3 separate regions of the Mus musculus genome follow, and regions 1 and 3 are each linked to region 2. A link is a loop called in an ENCODE intact Hi-C map of the cell type or tissue named here. Cell type or tissue: heart. All regions are shown on one strand. Region 1 holds the start of Nepro (nucleolus and neural progenitor protein). Region 2 overlaps Cfap44 (cilia and flagella associated protein 44). Region 3 has its middle 16 kb from the start of Gm30445.

Evidence for each region. Hi-C counts contacts between places; a loop is a spot of excess contacts. Peaks named below come from ENCODE experiments on the same cell type or tissue, not always from the same donor. Only the 100,000 strongest peaks of a DNase experiment are listed, where the experiment ranks them.
Region 1: a loop joins it to region 2, with 5 times the contacts of the local background. A loop is called at or near these places in 17 of 42 quality-filtered maps.
Region 3: a loop joins it to region 2, with 5 times the contacts of the local background. A loop is called at or near these places in 33 of 42 quality-filtered maps.

What each region holds. Positions count from the first base shown.
Region 1 is chr16:44,723,878-44,727,877 of GRCm38, forward strand. Nepro (nucleolus and neural progenitor protein) reads left to right here and starts at 424. Exons shown (of 9, transcript NM_145972.4): 1 at 424-591; 2 at 3,151-3,305. The coding sequence starts at 486. In heart, a CTCF peak has its summit at 2,144 (motif pointing right); DNase peaks (open chromatin) are centred at 644, 1,614 and 2,154; H3K4me3 peaks cover 2,108 bases; H3K27ac peaks cover 1,636 bases.
Region 2 is chr16:44,478,520-44,482,519 of GRCm38, forward strand. It overlaps Cfap44 (cilia and flagella associated protein 44), which reads left to right. Exons shown (of 35, transcript NM_001033247.1): 33 at 386-546; 34 at 1,321-1,455; 35 at 2,722-3,909. The coding sequence ends at 2,913. Among named protein-coding and RNA genes, the nearest start is that of Gm30064, 50 kb to the right of the region's middle. In heart, a CTCF peak has its summit at 2,160 (motif pointing right); no DNase peak of the experiment used is centred here; H3K4me3 peaks cover 533 bases.
Region 3 is chr16:44,703,090-44,707,089 of GRCm38, forward strand. No RefSeq gene overlaps it. Among named protein-coding and RNA genes, the nearest start is that of Gm30445, 16 kb to the right of the region's middle. In heart, no CTCF peak of the experiment used is centred here; no DNase peak of the experiment used is centred here; H3K27ac peaks cover 1,599 bases.

The sequences.
Region 1 (4,000 bases), 250 kb after region 2:
CAGTGATCAGAACCAGCAGAGCCTGGAATATTTTGTCGGAGAAAATGACGGTGATAATGGGTGGTCAAGACAACCTCTGGGTTTTTTGTAATTATTGAAGTTGAGCTATATCCAAGCTATATAGTTTTCCTTGACTACTCCAAATAAATCGTGACTACGTGACGAATGTCACATTTGCTGATATGATGCGAGTTCTTCTTTTCAAAATATCCGAGTAAGAGTTAAAAGGCTGGGCCTCACTCGGATCCATCAGTAAAATGCATAGCTTCGAAGTTGCTCTAAAAATGTAGGAGCCTCAGAATACTCTAACACGTTTCTCCTTTCCCAGCGGGTCTAACGGGCCGTGACTCCGCCCCGGGGCGGGCCCCACACCTCCGGCCCGCCCCGCTCCGCCCTCGTCCCCTCCCTCCCTCCCTCTCCTGCCCAGGCCGCTCAACTCGCTCACGCTCCGCTCGGCCTTCCCCGGCCCTCCCACGCCGCTCGAGATGGCCGCTGCGGTGCGGCCGGGTGCGGAGCCGTGGAACCGCGTGAGGATCCCCCAGGCGGGGAACTGCAGCACGCTGACCGTGCGGGACCCCAGCGCCACCCTGGGTGAGTGTGGCCGGCAAGGAAGTCCTAGCGTGTCTCCGGGAACCGGCGGGCGGGCTCACGTGGGACGGGGTGGGACTTCCTGAGCGCGGGGCACGCCGGGAAGGGGAGCGCCAGGCGGAAGGTCCGGCCTGGATAGTGTGGCATGAGGATTGCTGGCAAGCGCCTGGGCTTCGCCGTGACTGTGCTGGAACAGGAGAGCACGACTAGTCCCGGCCCTGCATGTGTAGCCCCCAAACGCTGCCTGGGTCCTGTGCTGTCCCCAAGGATCGGGGCTGTCACCCAAGTACCGTACGCCGGGGCTTCGGACCTCCGGCTTGTCTCTAAAATACAAGAGCTCGTTTTCCCCTTACTGGGCGAGGGAGTTACTCTGGTCTCTCGGTTCTTCTCAAGTGGGGAAAAATGAGATAGTTAGAGCAGTTTGTTTAGAAAACAGGGACTCGCAAAGAGATGTGTGTGGGGGTGGGGTCTGTGTTGTGAGTTTTAATTTAGTTTGTTAGTATATATGCTGTGGAGGTGTTAACCATATAAGAGGGATCGGGCGATTTGATTTACCCGCTCCCAAATCACGGGCCGGCTCTCGTTTGGAACGTTCTTCCCATGATCCTTTAGAAAAGCCTATTGGGTGGGTGGGACGAAAAGATGGGCCCATGCGTATGGCCAAGCCGAAATGAGGATTCTCAGGATTCACGTGGTAAAAAGCGAGAACCAACTTCTGCAAGTAATATGTTCTACATCTCCCCCTGGATTTAATGCTGTGCTACAACCCCGACCCCCCCAAAACGTAATAAAATATTCAAACCTAAATATTATAATGAGGTGGGGGTCTTTCGAATTGTGAGTTAATACCTGGGTTGCCTTAGTTTTTTGTTGTTGTTTTTGTTTTTTGAGACTGAGTTTTCTGTGTAGCCCTGGCTTTCCTGGAACTCACTCTGTAGACCAGGCTGGCCTTGAACTTAGAAGTCCCCCTGCCTCTGCCTCCCCAGTGCTGGGATTAAAGGTGTGCGCCAGAGCGAGAGCAGCCTACCTAAGCTTGAAGGATGTTTAATCACGAAGGGACATTCAGCTACCGGGAGACACAGCTACGAAATACTGTAGTTTTCACGGTTACATCCAACTTTTTGTTTTTGAAGCTGCTTTTGGTCCTATGACTGTCAGTTACTTTTTGTTATTTCTAAGACAGGTTTTACCCCAGTCAAAAATGGGGATAAAAAATAGTACCAGCTTCTTGGCCATATTGGGGAAATGAAAAGGTTGATACCACGAAGCATTTGTAACAGTGCCTGGTTTGACAGTCAAATGACCGTAGCTGTCATTACAGACACATTTGGTAATTGTTAACTAAGTACAACCTATCGAGTATTCTCACCCCTCTTCCCATCTATCTTTCCTACGCAGTTTTAAGTTCTTTCTAATTCCTTAGTCACAATTTTAAAAACAGATTACTATGGGAAATTCACCAACTCCTCATCACCCAGGTAGCTGATTTAATTTCTCCAGATAGGACAGAGCTTTTCACTTAGAATGCTTGTGTTTCCTTTCTGAGCCACCAGATGGAGCCTGACGCCTGCTTCCCAGCTGCTCATGTTCCGATTAGGAAACATTTGTATAACCATTCAGTTACATAATACAATTTCCAGTGGCCCTGGTGGTTTCTCTTTTCTGGATGTAGTTTCCCATTGATATCCACAGAGGATTGGCTCTAGGAATCCTTCCTTATAAAGAAATGTGTACATGCTCGAGTCTATATAACATGGTAGATAGTATTTGCAGTAGGACCTATCTTTCTGTATACATTAACACTATCTACTTTGCTTATGAAATCCTATACAATATGACATTACAGATGGAATTTTGGGGGGCTATATTCAGTGTGAGGTTGCTTGAATACACAGATGGTGCTCACAGGTAGAGGGCTGAATGTATTGTATATTCTTATCAAAATGTGGTATTCATGGGGCAGGAGAGATGGCTCAGTAGTTAAGAGCAGACTGCTCTTTCAGAGGTCCCGAGTTCAGTTCCCAGCAACCACATGGTGGCTCACAACCATCTGAAATGGTGCTGGATGCCCTCTTCTGGTGTGTCTGAGGACAGCTACAGTGTCCTCATAAAATAAGTAAATCTTAAAAAAGAGAAAAAAGTTGTATCCAAATACAGTTCCTTTGCCTTTGAAGGCTGTAATTGTATGCATGCTGTCTTGCTCACCTGCAGAGCAAAGTGAGGGGTTTATAGATAGATGGAACATGGCCAGGCTTTTTGATATTCGGGGTGTAAGTGCACACCAAATGATAGCTGTAAAAGCAGTCTATTACTCACAGTCACGGTAAAAAGTGATGTAAAGACAGACACATGTTAATATTTAACACATGTTCCCTTATTGATCACCTGCCCTCATTTTTCCAGTGTCTTTCGTAGAATCCTTAATTTTTATAGTTGAGGCCAGTTTGTGTTTTGAGTTCTTTAAAGCAAATGAGGTAGACTGTTTTAGTGTGTTTCTCATCCGGTGGGTGCAGTAAGTATAGGATTGCATACTGAGTCTCGTTTTAACTGTCTCTGCTTTAGATATCTGCACTGCAGCTGTCACTAAAGGGTGCCACCTTGTCACACAGTCACTCAAGAGCCAGACCTTGGATGCGGAAGTAGATGTGTTATGCTCAGTTCTCTACAGCAATCACAACAGGTTGGGCCACCACAAGCCCCATTTGGCCCTCAGACAGGTGAGGGGAGCTCTGTGCTCCACATATAGCCGGGTACTGAGGGACATGAGGCTCACACTGCCACTTACTAGTTTGTTACTCATGCAAAGTTCATATATTGTTTTGATGTTTCAGCCTCTAAGATACAATTACATTTTAGCTTTTTTGGTCTTTGATTTTTCCAAAATCATTTCAAAAAGTAATTTATAATTGAGCATGTTTCAAAGCTGGGTGTGGTGGTTCACATCTTTAATCTCAGCACTTGGAGACAGAGGTAGGTGGATCTCTATGAGTTTGAGACCAGTCTGGTCTATGTAGTGAGTTCCAGCACAGCCAGGGCAATGTAGAGAGACCTTGTCTCAAATGAAACAAGCAAGCAGGCAAGCAAACAAGTGTATTTTGATTCTTTCCAGTTTAACTTTCTCTATGTACAGTCTAACAGTGCCTTTGCCTAGTTCAAAAGTAAACTAATTTAAACCCTAAAATCTTAAAAAAGAAAACAGTTGTGGTTTAGGGTTGTGGTTTACTCCTTTGGAGTCATAATCTAATCAGCAGTGTGCTGGTGTAAGTGGGTTTATGGTAAGTTGTGGTGTAGAATGGTTTCATGTACATTTTAGATTAAGAAAACACTGTGACTTTGAGCTCCAGGACTGTAACATGGCAGAGAGCTGCTGAAGCTGGCTTCTGCATGTACCGTTCATGTGGCCACTTAGGTA
Region 2 (4,000 bases):
TAAGCACATACCAACCATCTCGGATGGAAAGTTCCCGAAAGTGTCTGCTCCATTCTTAATATTAGGTCCTGTAGATCTCAATTAGAAAAATCAGATAACTTAATACTTTAGTTGGAGACAGCTGGTAATTGAGGCGGGAAGACGATCAGAGGTTGCAAGCCACTTAGGGGAATGCGTGTCCATTTTACACAAGGTTTTAAAATGAAAAAGGCTGTCTGTGAACCAGCATCTTCAGTAAGTGAAGCAGCAGGCAAGCATCCTCAGGGGGAACAACAGAAAAATCGTATTGTACTTGCAAAAGCGGCCCTTTGGCCCTTCTAGCGACGGCTTTGTTCGTTTGGCTCGGAGCTGTTGCGGAGACTGAGGCCGTGACTGTCTTTTTCAGAAATGGAAGAAACTGTCCGGGAGCTGATGATCAGCAAGTTTGGCCGCGTGATCGATCTGGAAGCCCTCCAGACCCTTTCTGTTAACACAACCCTTGAAGAACTGAAGATCAAAAAGCTTCGGAAGGAGCTATCCAACGCAAAGGAGCTAAGGATGTGGGAGGTAAGGGGGAGGGACGAGGCCATCGGAGGAGGAGTTATAAAGTCCTGGTGGGGCTTCTGCGCAGCACCCAGGGGCCTGTCTCGCTCCTTTACTAGGGAGACTTGTCTGTCTTGAAGAGCCAAGCAATGCATTAAAGTATGTATGCCCATGGTATTGGACATGAAACCTTTGTTCCCCGAGAATCCCCGTTGCTCTGCTTAATAGCTTTGGCCTCCTATTCCAGTTTGGAAATTAGAAAACACATTTAGGGCTTGGGGGGTTGAGGCTCAGTGATGACAGCAGTTGCTTAGCTCCTGCAAGGTCCCGGGTTCAATCTCCAGCACCATTAATAAATTACGCCTATGTAGTTCTGTGTATGTGCATACATCGTGACAGTGCATCCGCGAAGGTCAGAGGACAGCTTACAGGAGTTGGTTGTCAACTTCTACCAAGTGGGTCCTGACAATGGAATTCAAGCCATTAGGCACGGCAGCAAGCATTTTTTTTTCTTTAATCAAACCAGACTCAATACAATAGTTTCCATTTACATTTTCATACTGGCTTCAGATTATATTTTCACGTACCCACAGTGTTCCCTTTGCATGATTGGCTATAAATTTAATTTCCTTTCTCTAGCTTTAAGTATTGAACCCAAAACCTAATGTATGTTTGGAAAGCACTCTTCCTTTGAGCTATGTCCCTGTAGATTTGACCGAACGGGATGCTCATTTTTCTCTATTTCCTCTCCAAATTCACTTAGTCCATTTTTTTTTCCCTGCCTTCTCTCCTCGGTAGGAGAAGATCGCTCAAGTGCGCTGGGACCTGATGATGAAGACGAAGGAACACACCAAAAAGCTTCACCAGATGAACGACCTGTGCCTCGAGAAGAAGAAACTTGATTCCAGGTTGAACACTCTCCAGAACCAGCAGGTAAGTGCTTTCCTTCCAGCCCTCCGCAGAACCCAAAGCCCGGCAACGCACTGGTGCTTCAACAGACCTGGAGCGTGGACCACTGCCAGGCCATCTGCCCCTGGATGCTGACTACTGGGCACTCGAGAGCGGCTTCCAGAGGGGACTAGCTTCATCAAATGCCTCTTGTGCGCCACGAACGCATATGAATACTCACCAATGCACTTTACCTCAGTCTTGGAGAGTAAGGTAGCAAGCACAAATAAAGACGCCAGTGCACTCCCTGAATCTGGCTGGTGTCAGGGTCCACTTTCAATATGTTTATTTTTACTTGACAGGAAGTGGGCATCTTGAATGCTTGCTAGATTCTTTTTTTCTGAGGGTTTCAACTTGTCACTATGGAATCCATATTGAGCCTATGAATGTACTTACTACAGAGTATGTGATGGGTTCCAACACTTATTTAGTGCATGGTCACCAAAGTGAGTCTTGTCCTCTAGTAGTTCAGCATCTTCTATAGTGTCTGGGGAAAAAAATCAGTCATCTTTCTTAGTCCTCCTGCCCTGCCATTTATAGTTTCTTTAAGAATCCTGGAAGTAATTTAAACCAAGTGTTTTCAAATTATGGTCCCCTGAGGAACTATACCTGCATCAGCTGGGAACTTATTCATAATCAGCTGGGAACTTATTCGCAATGTAAAATGAGAGTCCAGGCAGAGAAAACCATGGGCCACAAGGTGGCACACAGGAGCGGACTTTTTTTTTTTTTTTTTAAACTGTAAGTGAAGTTTATACAGTCTAATTTGTAAGCCTGCCAAAAATCACAGGCTTTCAGCTAGGAATGAGGAAAGACTATGCCCCAAGGTCACGTGTTCACCGACTTTATGCGTAGCTCATGGATATCTTAACGTTTGTACTTGAAATCTCCATAAAAGGGATGGTGCCTTGACGAAGGCAACCTTCAGAGCAGATCAGAGCAGATTTCAATTGTGCTGGACTCCTTGACTCTTAGCTGGTGAGAAGTTTCAGCTAGACCCCAGTGTGAAGGGCTCCTCTCCTATCTTAGGTCCCCCTACCTTGTCTTTGCACCGTACCTGGGACCCAGTGATGAGCCTCCAAGTGGAGAAGGATGGATAGATCGTTTAAACTACTTCCAAAGCAAGGTTGAATTTGAAAAGTTGTTCAAAGGCACGTGTTTTAAGCGTGAGGCTTTAGCGGATGTGTAAAAAGTAATATGCTGGAAGAGAGGAGGTCTGTTTGTCTTTTAATTTTATTTTTCCCCAAATAGGGAAACGCCTTCCAGGGCCTTCGGAAAGCCGATATAGTGGCAAAGCAGAAGGTCACCGAACTGGTCCAAACCCAGTTAGAGAAGATCACGGCCTTAAAAGAAGAGATTGAGCTTTTGCGGAAGAAGGGGGGGCTCCTCCTCCCGCCTATCACCCCCAAGCCAAAGAACGAGATGAAGCCCATGGACACTTAAGGTTGCCGTCGTCTCATTTCCACCAAGAGGCCCAGTGGACTTCACCGATCTACTTCCCCGTCACCCACAACAATCCTCTCGCTTTAAAGTGAACCGTAGTGTGAACTTAAAAAAAGGGGTCCTGCCCCGTGACTTAATATTTCCCCAGGTTAGAAATCACCGGGACGCTGACCTGTACTGTACTTGTGACTGTGCTGAGGAGACCAGTTAGACGTTTTCACCCTAGGTTGGATATGAAGAAGGCCGAGTCCCGTGGTTGCAAGAGAGCAAGCTGTTAGATGTGTTTTCAGAAGAGTAATCTGTTTCTCTGGTATTCCGAATATGTAGCCATTGGCAAGAAAAACTATTATTCAGCAACCCATGAGGAAACGTCCTTTTCTTAGTCCTTGGATCTTTAGAAAATAAACTGTTTGTGTTAAACAGTCTGTGAAAGGACATAAGAGAAAAGGCAAACCATCCTGCCAATAAGAACTTAGAATACGAAACGCAAACGCAAGCGTTGCTATTGTTGACTTCACAAAGCTCGGGACTGAGGAAATGCAGACAGACGCGGGGAAACAGCTCGCGTTGGGCTGGCAGAGGCGACTCCCTGATTTACCCAGTTTCTGAAAACTCCTCAATTCCGAGGCTCACGTTTTCCAAAACAACTCAGTCAGGGAAGCTTTGCTCTAGCGGCTCTCGGCGGCTCCAGCAGAATTCTACCTTCTGTCAGGCTTCACCTGAGTCTTTCCTGGTTCCGATCCAGACAAGGGAAGAAAATAGATTTTCATCTCTCCTAGGTTCTAACTCTTACAGTCAGTCGCTTTTGACTGTGGGTGACATTTTAAACTCAAGAGTGCAGTCTCCAGCTCAGGGAAGGGTTTATTGAAATTCATGGCTGCACCCCTCACAGCTTGATCTCCCTGACACTCGGTGTCGTGTCCCTCCAGCGGTGACACTTTGATTTCCCAGGTGAATTGTTACCAGAAGCCCCTGCTATGGCAGAGGGCTGTGCTGAAGAGTCCTTACTGAGTTTCTGTACTGCACATCTGAGAACACAATCGCCAGCGATGTACAGACAGGTCTGCGCCCTTCCACACAGAGTGTC
Region 3 (4,000 bases), 220 kb after region 2:
CTATGTATTAACTTTGAAGTGAACTTGGACTACATGAGACCCTGACTTTAAAACAAAAAAAAATCTTGACCCAGTGCAGTCATCTTAGGCCACTCCCTTCTGAACCCCTTGCCTCAATTTCCTTGTCTGTTGAGCAGGAATAAGTCTACCCATCCCTAGAGAGTTGGGAAGGAAGAGCACTCAGAGGACAGAGTGGAGGGTTATTAAACTGGACCCCTGGTTGTTGCTATTATTTGTTTATGGTAAGTTCACTGAATTTCACCTGAAACAGGACTTTACAGAGCTGTGGGTGTTTTTTTTTTTTTTTAAGGCAAGACTATGCTAGAAAGACAGATTCAAAACAGACATTCTTTTAAACAAAAGTCATACGGATTCTTTTACAGTAAGTGCATTTGCAGGGCGCTGCCTGCTGGACTGCATGCATACTCTCTGGTTTAGAAAATCAGGAAATCAGTGCAGGCCCGATCTAAAATTGTCTTTGAGCCTGTTACTTTTCCCCCTCACCCCTGGCCTCCCACTCTTTCTGCAGCTTAGCACAGCTCCCAGCTCTGGAGGAAGCCATTTGTGTCTCAGGACAGATGCCTGGCTGTTTTTGCTCTCATGTGCACTCACCTCTTGGCCCATGTGTGCTGCTCTTCTGTTTAGTGTTGACAGAAAAGAGGCCCAGGTTCTCTCTGGGACTCTCTCTGCTCGAGTGAATGGCCCCATAAGCTGAAACCAGCTTCTACCAACAGGGAAATACCATTCACTCATGAGTTTATTCTTTCATTCATTCACTATTTGAGCAGCTAAATGCATGTTAGGCATGGAGCCAGATGCTGGGAATTTGGAGAAACTCAGGAACAGTGGGAGAATCGGCGGTCAGAAAGAATGTCACCCTTTTCAAATGTTATAAAGGTGCGTGTGTGTGTGTGTGCAGGAGGTGATGGGGAATGACTCCTCTGGTTTTTGCTTGGATAGTCAGAGAAGGGGATATTTGAGTCTGTTGAGAAAGGATGATTGGGTAGATTTTGTTTGGTTTGGTTTTGTTTCTTTGTTTTTGGCAGGTTGGGTGCGGGGCAGGGGTGGGGGTAGGGGAGCAAGTCACCTGAAGGAAATCCTGGAGCCTCACTGTTGTTCCCGGGTCCTTTAACTCATCCCTCATCAGTTCCCTGAGATATTTGCTTCAGGATCAGCTTGGTGGAGAGACAGACTGACCAACACTGTGGCTTCGGCACACACAGAGAAACAAATCCTAGCCTCTTGTTCAAGAGTGTGATCACCTTTAGACGTGAGGCACCCCATCTTTGTTTTAGTTATACCGTTCGTCACATCTATCTGTTTCTCCTCTTCTCTCATAGAGGAAGATGCCTGTACTCCCTCTAAAAGCAGCCTTTTCTCGGAGAGCCCCAGCCCACCTCACCTTCTAGAAGCCTCCCTTGTTACAGATTCTGTCCCATAGCTTCAAGCTCTTTGGCTTTCCAACTCCTTTCCTTGTGTCAACAAACAACTTCCAGTCTTGCAAAAACTCAAAACAAACAGAGGCTTCCCATCCCCGCCCTCCCCTGAAGCTATGAAGGTGCCCAAGGCTTCCTACTCATACACTGAGGAAACTCCTCTGCTGCAGCCATTGTAGTCTCCTTGATCCTTAACTCCTGATCTCCTAACACATTTGCTCCCAGCACTCCATGCCCACCACATGGAATCTCAACTCCCCAAGGATCCTCCAGATCAACAAGCCCATGACCCTTCTCCAGCTTTCATCTCCATCCATGTCATTGAAATCCTCAAAGGTCACAGTTCTTCATGTTTTCCACAGTGCTGTGGGCAGCTCCTCCTGCTGCATCAGCTCCTATTCTGTTCAAGTTGACGATACCCCAAGATCACCCTGTACTGTCCCTTGATCTAAGCTCTAGACCTTCAACCCCCCAGTTCTGAAGCTGAAGAGCTTCTCTGAGCACTGCATCGAACAGGCAGCTGTTACTGTGACCTTCTAGGGAGGAAGGGCGAATTCATTCTCAAGTGCAGGACTCAGTATGTTCTGCCGCAGACCTTTACACTTTGAAGAATGAGTGTTGACTCTGGCCCTCAGACTCAAGATCTAATGACATTTCTTACTCCTTGTTCCTCTTTCTCTCACCTTTGTCCCTTTTCCCAATTATGTCCCAAATCCTGCTTTGTTAGTGTTATAAAAGTAATGGTTTCTTCTGTCTGGTGGCTACTGAGAAATGCCTGGTGGTACATATTCATTTTTCCTGGCTTACATGGATTCACAGAACTTGCCAAAGGCTCTGGGCCTTTCTGTATTTTTCTATTAACTGAGTCTTTTAAGGCCACCTCTGCTCTTTCTACAACTCAGCCAATTCTCACTCAGTGTCTACTCCCCTTAAGCCATTCTAAAGAGCTTCAGGTCTAAGAGGAAGGAGAAAAGTGGAACCTAAAGTGAAGATTAAAAACAATAGGGACTTAGCAGAGATGAAGGGAGAAAACCAAAATGCTTTCAGAAGAAAGAGATTGTGTGTGTGTGTGTGTGTGTGTGTGTGGTGTTCTAAAGAATGGAGTTAGCATTTGAGGTGAATATGAATAAGGAGAAACTATTTCCACAATGGGCTGTACTAGGCATGCTTGGAAAGATAGGAAGGAATCTAGATTTTGCTGGAGAAAAAAAAAAAGAGTATAGTCTAAACTAACTAAAACTGGTTTACTTGATGAATTCTAAAATCCCCATATTCCATAGAAAACACAGTCAGTAGCAGAAAGTGAGGCTTTGGCTTATGCTTCAACAAAAACATTTACTTCAGACGAGTACTGTGTATATTTGTTAGGACAAACACAGAGGCACACAGACACACATAGACAAACACACACACACACACACACACACACACACACACACACACACGCAGGAGTCCAGTCTTGGCAGGGTAGGAATGTACAGGCCCTCGGGGATGAAGGGTGAATTCATTCTCTGTTGGAAAGTTATATGTGAATACAACTAACACAAGTAAAGTCATGGACAGTGCCTGTGGCAGCTTGAGGGGGGCAGAGTTGAGTTGGTGTGAATGCAAAGGAAGATGTATAGGGCAGCATTTGATCAGGATGTAAGGTGTAAGCATGAGCGTGTCAGTGCAAAGGGGGAAAGCACTGTGTTTTGGGTAAGGAAACAGGAGGAAGTGCAAATATGTGTGTTAGAAGGGGAGGGCACCTGCAAGTGTGTTCATAGCAGGAGCCCTTGAATAGAGCTGGAAGCAATTATCAATGGAGGGAGGTTTGCACCACTGTGGTTCTTCATGGGGAGTCAACTTTGTCCCTCAGGGGACTTTTTTGACAGTGTCTCCACATGTTTTTAAGTGGGCACAGCTAGGGTAAAAGCCAGAAAGACATTGTATGTCCTTCAATGAACAGGATATCAAAACAGACTTCCATCAAAATGTGAATGGTACCAGGGTTTAGAAACTCTAAAAAGAAAGTGAGAAATCAGTAAGAAAAAGAAAGAAAAGAGACAGATAGGCAGATAGATAGATAGATAGATAGATAGATAGATAGATAGATGGATGGATGGATGGATGGATGGGTGGGTGGGTGGGTGGGTGGGTGGGTGGGTGGGTGGATGGATGGATGGATGGATGGATGGATAGATAGATAGATAGATAGATAGATAGATAGATGGATAGAGGATGCTAAATTGAAGGAAAATAATATAGGGAAGCTTTCTGGAAAGGTAAAAATATTTTAATTAGTCTCATTAATTTATTAAAAATAATAATTCTAGCAAATGGCAAAAGAACATTTCTCTATAAGATTCTTACAGCTTAAGCATTATGGGGGCAGAGAGATGAGTCAGTGATTAAGATCACTTACAACTCATAGAGAGGACCTGGATTCAGTTCCCAGCACCCATGTTAAGACAGTTCACAACCTACCGTAACTATAGCTTTAGATGATATGACACCCTCTTTTGGCCTCTGTGGGTATCTGCAAATACATGCTACACACATACACAGATAAAATAAGTCTTAAG